2 separate regions of the Mus musculus genome follow, and region 2 is linked to region 1. The links are chromatin contacts, found by Hi-C or POLR2A ChIA-PET in ENCODE. All regions are on one chromosome and are shown on one strand. The core of a region is the stretch at or near the end of the contact, and the rest is flanking DNA. Distances in the headings are between cores, read along the strand shown. Region 1 holds the start of Fkbp9 (FK506 binding protein 9). Region 2 holds the start of Nt5c3 (5'-nucleotidase, cytosolic III).

Region 1 (4,891 bases), core at 733-3,232:
AATAACTAATGAGCGCACGAACAGATGTTCAACCTCATTACGGATATAAAGATCAAAGCCTTGATGAGGGCTCAGAGGCTTACTATGCAGCTCTGGCAATCCTGAAACACATTATGTAGACCAGGCTGGCCTCGAACTCACAGAGACCTGCCTGCCTCTGCCTCTCAAATGCTGGGACTAAAGGTGTGTATCACCACATCCAGAAAATATAATTTTTAAAAAGAACATGAAGAACTAGGGACACTGAGGGAGGGAGTGAAAGGTGAATTACACAAGACAACTGGGAGTTACTTTTGAGATTCTGGGCCTCAAAAACTTAGACTTAAGTCCCATTTGATTCAACAGTTCCAGTCCTGGGTATATAGCCAAAAGAAATGAAATATTTTTAAAAATCAACCTTATAATCTATATTTTCAGAGGTTTTTTGCATATTTTTTATGGAGAGTGTGCCATGACATTCATGTGGAGATTAGAGTACAATTTGTGGGAGTCATTTTTCTCCTTTGGCGATGAGAGTACCAGGGACTGACTAGATGATCAAGCTTGTCAGCGAGTGCCTTAACCACAGAGCCATCTCATGAGCCCTATACATTCTAGGAGAACTACATAGCAGGGGAATACCTCAATTAAGGTGGGTTGGTATAAAAACTACAACTGAAACAATGGTATGACTAGGACTGAGGATATAGCTCAAAAATACAGAGCTTGCCTAGAATGTACAGTCCTGGGTTCAATCTCCCTGTGCACCCCCCAAAATAATTACCACTAAGGAGGACTAACCATATCTAAGCCTTTGCTTTGTGCCACATAGTACTGACAACCTTAAATGTTTTTACATACTCATGTGTGGCTGCTTATATTGTACATAATAAGCCCATTCAGGCACAACAGTTCCCTGTCTAATGGAGTGCTTCACCACAAGGACACAGCCCAGGGTTAGAAACAGCAGCCTGAAGAAAGGGGCAAGGCTGAAATGAGCTGAAAACTTAAGTTACATGAGCAAGCCCAGGCCATCTCTCCCACAGTTTTTGTAAAGCCAGAAGGGGAGGGCACAGGAGTTGCACACAGGCACAGCATTTGAATTCCCACAGCCTGAATCCAATATTTGCACAGGTCTCACTGGTCTTGGTTACTTAATTGGTAAAAAAAAAAAAAAAAAAAAAAAAAAAAAAAAAAAGTTTCTTCTTGTAACTCCCCAAAGATTTAAATGAGCTCGTGCATATATATATATATACCGTTGCCTAACACCTCAACAGTTCAGTACAGTGACTGCAATTATGGGACACCTACCTCCTCCTCCCACTAGTCAATGCTAAGGTTGGGTTGTCTAGACAATCCAGGGATGAAACCCAGAGACCAGTCAAGACGGACCACCAAGAAGGCGGGCGAGCATCACCCACTCTTGGAGGTCTCGCTGAGTGGCCATTTTACATGTCTGAAAAACGTGTTCCGCTGTGCGGGGCAGAGAGGAAAAGAGGAATTGTCCTGTCCGCAATCTTAAGGTCCCAACTATGGCTGAAGGCTCAGCACACCTCCAAACGCATGGGGAGGGCGGCGGAGGGGGTGGGGGCGGGCTGGTGGAGGTCCTTGGGGAGTGTGGGGGCACGGGGTACCTGGAGTCGAACTTCTGGCCGTCGAGGAAAGTCCCCACGTAGTGGTAGCGCACGAAGTCGCCACTGTGCACCGTGCGCGGACACTCATCAGGCACGAAGCTCTGCTGGATCTGAAGTTCCGAGCTCACAGCCAGGCCCAACACCGGGGCTGCCTGCCCGGTCACCCAGAGCAGCAGCAGGAGCAGCGACCGGCGCCGCCAGCCCCGGGCCCCTAATGCCATCGCGCGGCCTGGACTCCGGGGAGGCGAGGGGCAAGGCTGGGCGCGCCGCGGCGATGCAAACGTGGAAAGGTCTCCCGGCTAGCCCCGGGCCGCAGCGCCCGCCCCCCGCCGCCCGCGTCCGCCCCGTGCCGGGCCGAGGGGAGGAGCCGCGCCCAGCCCGAGGGGCGTCCACCGGCCTGGGAATTCCTCTGCCTTCCCCGCCTCCAGAAGCCGGGAGAGGATCGCTCTGACTGCCAGGCCCCGCGCCTGAGCACTGCGGATCCCAAGAGACGATATGGAGACTCCTACGTGGCAGCGGATCCAGTTTCCCCTTGCTGCTCTGGGAAAGGAAGGAAACTTAAGAGTCTTTTTTAAAAACTTAGTTACTGGGGGTGTACATACACAATAAACAGGCTGGAACTTCCCTCAGAATGTTTTTGAGTTGCTGTGAACTAATGTGGTCAGTGAATTAAGTTCCTAACACGTGACAGCTTGGCCAGCGCTCCAGATCCCACAAGCGACCCCTAGTTAAATGAATCCTCGATTTATTAAAGCTTTGGAGTATTAAAAGTAAATCAACAGAGCTTTCTCAATTTGTTTTGGGAAGCTACCAAATAATCCAGATACCAAAATCTACTAAAGACACCCACAAACGAGAAAAATAAGCAGTTGGCACCAAACAAGTTCTTTTTTTTTTTTTTTTTTTTTTTAGCAAAGATGCTAAATAAAACTTGAGCAAATGGAACACAACAGCTACCTGAGTGAGCTGGTTAACAAAGTATCAGAGACATCTGCAAAGTGAAGAGAAAACAAGATACTTTAAAAATTAGTATAGAGCCTATGATTAGAATCCAACGATCTAATAAGAAGCTATAGGTGGCCCTCAAAAAAAGGTTAGTGATCAGTTTTCCTACTTGGAAAAAAACAAAAACAAAAAACCTTGGAGTGTCCTAAGTTACAGAACAAGAGAGAGAGGAAAAAAGAAATCCGTGCTAACGTCACTTCAAGTTAAATCATCAAAGGAAAAGAAGAGAACAAAAAGGCGCTCCACGTTGCTTCCCTGGACCTTGAAAATCAATACCGCAATCTACTTTTAGAATCAAGCAACCTGAGAATCAATCAAAACCTTTCTTTACTCTCAGCTCCTAACTGCCGGGCCACCTTTCCAGGGCTCCCTTCCAGCTTTTCCCCAATAGTTTCAAGGCTGAATTTAAGTCTTCGTCCATTTTGAGTTGACCTTTGTATACAAGAGATGTGGTTCTAGTTTATCTAGCCTATGCATATTCAGTTCCCCAGCACCATTCATAGAAGACAAGGTCCTTTATCCAGTGGCCGTTCTTGCTGCCTTGTGGAAAAACCAGATGGTTGAGTATATGTGTGTGAGCTGTGGATTGAACTTTTGTCTTACAAATTCTTGATAAGTTACGTTAGCACGGGTTTCTTTTTTTCCTCTATCCTACGCAGAGCAAAGCCTTCTCAGAGTCTCAAGTAGGAAGGAGGACCTGGACTTAATACCCAGTAGCCATGTGGTAGCTCACAGCTGTCTGTAACTCCAGTTCCAGGGGAGCTGAGGTCTTTTTCTGTCTTCTGTGGGCATTGCAGATCCGGTACACAGATACAGTGGCAGGCAAAACATGCATACACCTAAAGGAAATATAAATAAAGATTATTTTTTTCAAAAGAAACACTTCAGGACATTGGTCTAAATGATGATTTTGATAAGACTCCAAAAGCATGGCAAAGAAAAGGAAAAGACACATAGGGTTATATTAAATCTAGAGTTGGCATTTAAACAAGCAACAGAAACAACAGAGGTCCCAGCCTCCAGAAGGGAGGATGCACTTGTATCCTGTGCAACCCATGAAGGATTCACTTTTAAGATATAAGAATCGTCACCTCCCCCAAAATCAACACTAAATATTCCAATTAAAGAATAGCCAAGGGGCCCGTAAAGTAGTTCAGTCCGTGACAACATCAATCTGCCTTACATGTGTGCAAGGCCCTGGATCCAAATCCCAGCTCACACTAAAAATCAGTAAATGCATAAATATGTGAGTAAGCAAATAGACATTTCTCGATAGGATAAATGAATGTGTTCATGTGTGTGTATTTTTTCCAAGGTTTTTATTTATGCTCAACAACACTAATTAAAGAAATACAAATCAAAACCATAATGAAGAGGCTGAAGGCAAGGCTCGGTGGTTAAGAGCACTTGCTGCTCTTCCAGAGGTCGCTGGATCCGTTCCCACCACCTACAAGGGAGCTCACAACCAACTGTAACTTCCATTCCAGAGGATCTGATACCATCTTATGGCCTCTGCAGGCACTATGCACACATATGGTGCACAGATATACATGCAGACCAAACAACCCTACACATAATTGTTTTCAATAAATAAAAATTGTAAAACCCTATACTAAGGTATCAGTTCAACTCAGTTAGGATGGCTGTCATCAAAAAGCCAAAAGCATGCTGTGAGGATATGGAGAGAAAAGCTTCCCACATTCTTAATAAAACTATAAATTATCATTGCTATTTTGGGAAATAGATTATTCAAAATCTAGAAGTAGAGTTAACATCTGAGGTGGGCCTGGTAGCACAAGCCTGTAATCAAGCTACCTCTGAGCCTGAAGCAGTCAGATTGGAAGCCCAGGGCCTGCTTGCGCTGCAGAATGAATCCAAGTCAGGGAACCTAGCAAGACGCTGTCTCATAACAATGAGTGAGAAAGAAGCTGAGAATATGGCTCAGTGTTTCAGCACTTGATCCAATATCCAGGACTACAGAAAGAAGAACAGGAAGTGCAGGGACTATCATGTGATCCAGTTATTCCATACTAAGTATATACCCCGAGGACCTGAAATCCCAGTCTCAGCGAGACACCTGCAGTAGCAAGTTTACTGCAACATGCTTTAGAAGGGTGAAATGAATCATCTGCAGAAACAAGGATGGGTCTTGGAAGCATTATATTAAGAAAATCAAGTCAGAGAAGACTAGATATCACGTGTGTTGACATGCAGTAATTAAAGAGTTCTTCTCAAAGTAAAAAATGTAGAAAATATATACAAAATCAGTCCAG
Region 2 (4,257 bases), core at 1,076-3,575, 92 kb before region 1:
AGGACCCTTTGGAATGTACCAGAGACCTGGGAGATGATAGTCTCTCAGAACTCAAAGAGAGGGACCTTAGATGAAATACCCAACAATGAGGAAATGGAGAGATGAAGGGATGTTGTTGCCATCCCACAGTCAAAAGCTCTGACCCAGAATTATTACTATCTAAAAGAACTACAGAGATAAAGGTAGAAAGGAGGTCCAGTGACTGGCCCAAATTGGGATCCATCTCAAGGGGAGGCTCCAAGACCTGACACTATAACTGATGCTATGGTGTGCATAGCTGTCCTCTGAGAAGCCCAACCAGCAGCTGACCAAGACAGATGCAGATACTTACACCCAAACATTGCACTGAAGTCTGAAACTCCTGTGGTTGAATTAGAGAAAGGCTAGAAGAAGCTGAAGAGGAGGGCAACCCCATAGGAAAGCTATAGATATAGATATATAGGTACATTTTTAGAGTGCTTTGCAAGGGCCCCAGGGATAGGACAGAGAACATATGACACAGAGAAAAACAATCCTTAGCTTTAATTATGATGACAATCAAGCCATATCACCTCAAAGTATGATTAAAGGAGATCAGACTATGCCATAGGGAAACAGGCTACTTTGGTACAACAATTATTTTGATCTGAAAGATGCTGAGAACTATTCAAAGCAGGGAAAGCTCTTTGAAGAATTTCCCTTAAATTCGATAGTCGTTTGTGTGAGAATGCCCCCCCTAGGCTCATACATTTGAGCATATGATCTCCAGTTGGTGGTGCTGTTTCAGGAGCTTTAGAGGTGCAGCCTTCTTCGAGGAAGCATGTCTCTGGAGCTTTGCTTTAAGGGTTTGAAGACTGTCCCACTTCGTTTGCTCTCTGTACTTTGTGCTTATAGTTGAGATGAAAGATGTACCTCTGTTACCATGCCAGCAGCCTGCTGCCACCTGCTGCCATGCTGACCCCACCATTATGGATTCTTGTAAATTCTTTCTTTCTTCTATAAGGGGTCTTGGTCATGGTGTTTTATCACAGCCACAGAAAATTAATACAAATTCCTTATAATTTTAAACATCTCTAGTGTAGAAGAAATACACATTTAAACAGAGAGAGAGAGACAGAAACAGAGAGAGACAGAGACAGAGATTGTTGAGATTGTCATTAGTAAATGTATCAGGTCAAGAGCTTCTCCAAACAGAATTGTTGAACTTGAGGGTTGGTAATAGGCACCCTATCGCTGAGCTCACACCTTTATCCCCTGGAAAGATTTTCATCTGCACAAGGCAACCTTTAGTCACCATACATTTCCCCTCCTGCAGACTCCAACTTGCTCAAGAATGTCAAATATAATACATATTCCTTTCAGTAATTTAGGTGGTATATTTCAGCCTCAATTTTTGGCCATTTCGTTAAGGCTTTGACCCATGGCCCTGGTTAATCAGCCACTGTACTCCGAGCAATCCTCCTGCCTGAGGATCCTACATGCAGGAATCAGAAGCATGCTCCATCATGACCAGCTTGAGTCTCATATTTCTGTGGAACTTCTGTTTGCACAATGAATTGTTCTACTCAAGATAATGTCTATGTCAATTTGCTTTAGACCAGCTAATAAAAACCTAAAACAGAAAAATAATTCTTTCTCTCCCACGGCTTTTCATTCTTAACTTCCTTCGGTTGCATATATCAGGCAGAGAGAGACAGTCTCGCCAAGCAGCAGCCCAAACCTCACAGAATCGGGGGCGACTCTCCTGAGATTCTCTCTTGCACCTCATCACACCCCACCCACTCAGCGAGAAGCAGAGTAAACTACATGAATCCCTTGAAATATACTAAGCAAGAGAGAACAACGTTAAGTTTCTCTGCACACGCTCCTAAGGAAAGTAAGCTAAAGTTGTAGGTAGACTGTGACTGAAAAGCCCAACAGCTGACAGATCTCCCAAAAACGACTATATCTAGGCCTTCCAACCCAGGATGCTACTGCGCAGGTCAGACGCAGCGCCGCTGAGCCTGCTGGGTGTCGTAGTCCATGAAGGCTAGGACGAGGCACAGTTTCTGAGTGGGTGGCGGGTGAATTTTCTCACACTGGGGCAAGACTTTGTTTTCTCGATGTTTCTGGTGCGATCTTACTGTGGACTATAGGCACAGCATAGCATCCGGGTCACCAGGATTCTGGGTTACAGATGCACTACTTGCATTTAGTAGCTAATTACAGTTGTTTCCTTCCGGGTCCTTGCGGCGTTTCCTGAAGTCAGGGTCAGAGGAAGTCCCGCCCCCACTATAAGGGCGGGATTCCGGACGCGGACCTCTTAGTCTCCGCCCCGTCGTCCCCGCCCCTCACCTCTTCTGGGCGGGGCCTCCTCGGTTTCCCCCGCGCGGGGCGGGGCTCCGGGGAAGTGTGCGGCTTGCGGCCGCGCCCCTGGGCTCGTACCCGCGGATCCCGGGCTTCCGCGCCGAGAGCACGCGGGCCTGTCAATGGACCGCGCGGCCGTGGCGCGAGTGGGCGCGGTGGCGAGCGCCAGTGTGTGCGCGGTGGTAGCAGGCGTGGTGCTGGCCCAGTACATATTCACCTTGAAGAGAAAAACGGGCCGCAAGACCAAGATCATCGAAATGGTGAGTGCGGGAGCATCGGCTCGCGCGCGAGCAGCCCAAGTGGCGTGGGCCGGCCGCGGCCCTGCGAGGGCAGCCTGCACGCGTGCTGATGCTTGACAGCGTTTGTTTCAAAGAGTGGAGAGAATAGATGCTCGGAGATAACTACCTCTTGCTGCAAAACCCGTTTCTCCAGAGCTAATCTCCAGTTGGCAACCGCCTCCAAGACGTGCAGCTAATCCGATAGTCTCTTGTCCAGGAGTCGGTTGGTTGGTTGGTTGGTTGGTTGGTTTGTTTGTTTGTTTTACATCATCGGGGCTGCCTTGGCTTACGTTATGAAAAGAGCATTTTCAGTGTTTTTTTAGAAATGCCAATATTGAAACAGCTCGATTATTTGAATGTTCTTCCTTGTTTTATGTTCCAAGAAGTATTCATGTGTCAGTCCCCCAAAACTCTTTCCTAAATCCTAGAAATGTACTTTTAAGAGTTAATTGCAGTCTCGTTTAAATTGTTTGTCTCAAGAATTCCATTTGAGGTTTGTTTTAAGGCGATTTGTTGATCCCAGAATGTCTGTTTCATTTAGGGTTGTTTTGATGTTACTGTTGTTCCATCTGACTTGAGCATGCATGGTGAGTGTGACTTACTTACTGGAGTACAAGTGAGCATCCAGAACTAAAATATAAAGTTGAGAAACTATTTCTATTGAAACTAATATTTTAAGTGAATTCCTTTATTCCTGGGTTATTTTCTTTATATACCTCTGGTTGCAAACATTTTGTGTGAGAAGTTTTGCCTCCCTCCCTGTCTAGCGAATTTACATGGCTTTATTTTGTTCCATACTCAAATTTTATAATTTTCCATCAGTGGGAAAAAGCTGATTTCGCTGTCTTTCTCTATGTACTTAAACAGTGGGCTGATTTTTCCACGAAATCTTAAGGAAGAGTTTTACTTTCATTGTATAAAGTACTAAGGGACCAATAATGCCAAATATTTTTTGTTTGTACTGTACAAGTCAGTCTTTATATGCATTGTTTTAAACTATGCGTCAGACCCCCTAATAGTTTTTCAGTAGAAGATGTAAAAGAGTTTAATATTTTTACTTTTATAGTTTTAGCTGATTGTTCCTTTAGATGGGAGAAATATTTGGATGACCTGAAATATATATTCCGGCCCTTGTTCTCTCTCTTTATAAGTCATGTTTGGGGAGTCCTCTGTACCTGTCTCCACCCTCTTCCTTCATAGAATGTGTACAAACCCAAGGATACCCACTGAACATTGCTGTTCTGATCACAGATGGTATATAACTACCTAACCAAGGTAGGCTAGGAAAAAATGACACCAGTTGCGTTCTGGGTGATGGTGTTTCTCTTGCCTCAGCCATCTCAGTGCAAGATTACATTCCTGAGTTACCCTGGCCATCAGGACATTTTTAATTGAAAGGCATTAGGGATTTGCTAGTGAGCTATGCATGCCATAGTGGAAATGTCCAGTAATGTGGCAAACTAGATTCCCAGAGAAAACCAATCAAAAGGTACACTAGAAGTATTCAGAGAGATAAGACAAGCCATTTAGTGAAGTTGGCTGGCACTTTACAATTTAATTATCCTGGTGTGTACTCCCTGAATCTGTTTTAACGTCTACCCGTACTTACACACATGGTCTATACTGGTATAGACCCCAGGGCTTTACACCTGCT

What was found. Hi-C counts contacts between places; a loop is a spot of excess contacts on that map. ChIA-PET counts read pairs that join two places held with the same protein, here RNA polymerase II (POLR2A).
Region 2: a map of heart shows a loop between it and region 1 (3-fold over the local background). The contact joins the promoter of Nt5c3 here to the promoter of Fkbp9 in region 1. A Hi-C loop is called at or near these places in 2 of 37 maps with a recorded cell type or tissue (both heart). POLR2A ChIA-PET finds 5 or more read pairs at or near these places in 3 of 5 experiments (Patski and embryonic stem cell).

Annotation. Positions count from the first base shown.
Region 1 is chr6:56,829,150-56,834,040 of GRCm38, reverse strand. Fkbp9 (FK506 binding protein 9) reads right to left here and starts at 1,982. Exons shown (of 10, transcript NM_012056.2): 1 at 1,614-1,982. The coding sequence starts at 1,834.
Region 2 is chr6:56,922,000-56,926,256 of GRCm38, reverse strand. Nt5c3 (5'-nucleotidase, cytosolic III) reads left to right here and starts at 2,325. Exons shown (of 9, transcript NM_026004.3): 1 at 2,325-2,585. The coding sequence starts at 2,448. It also overlaps a transcript of Vmn1r4 not described here.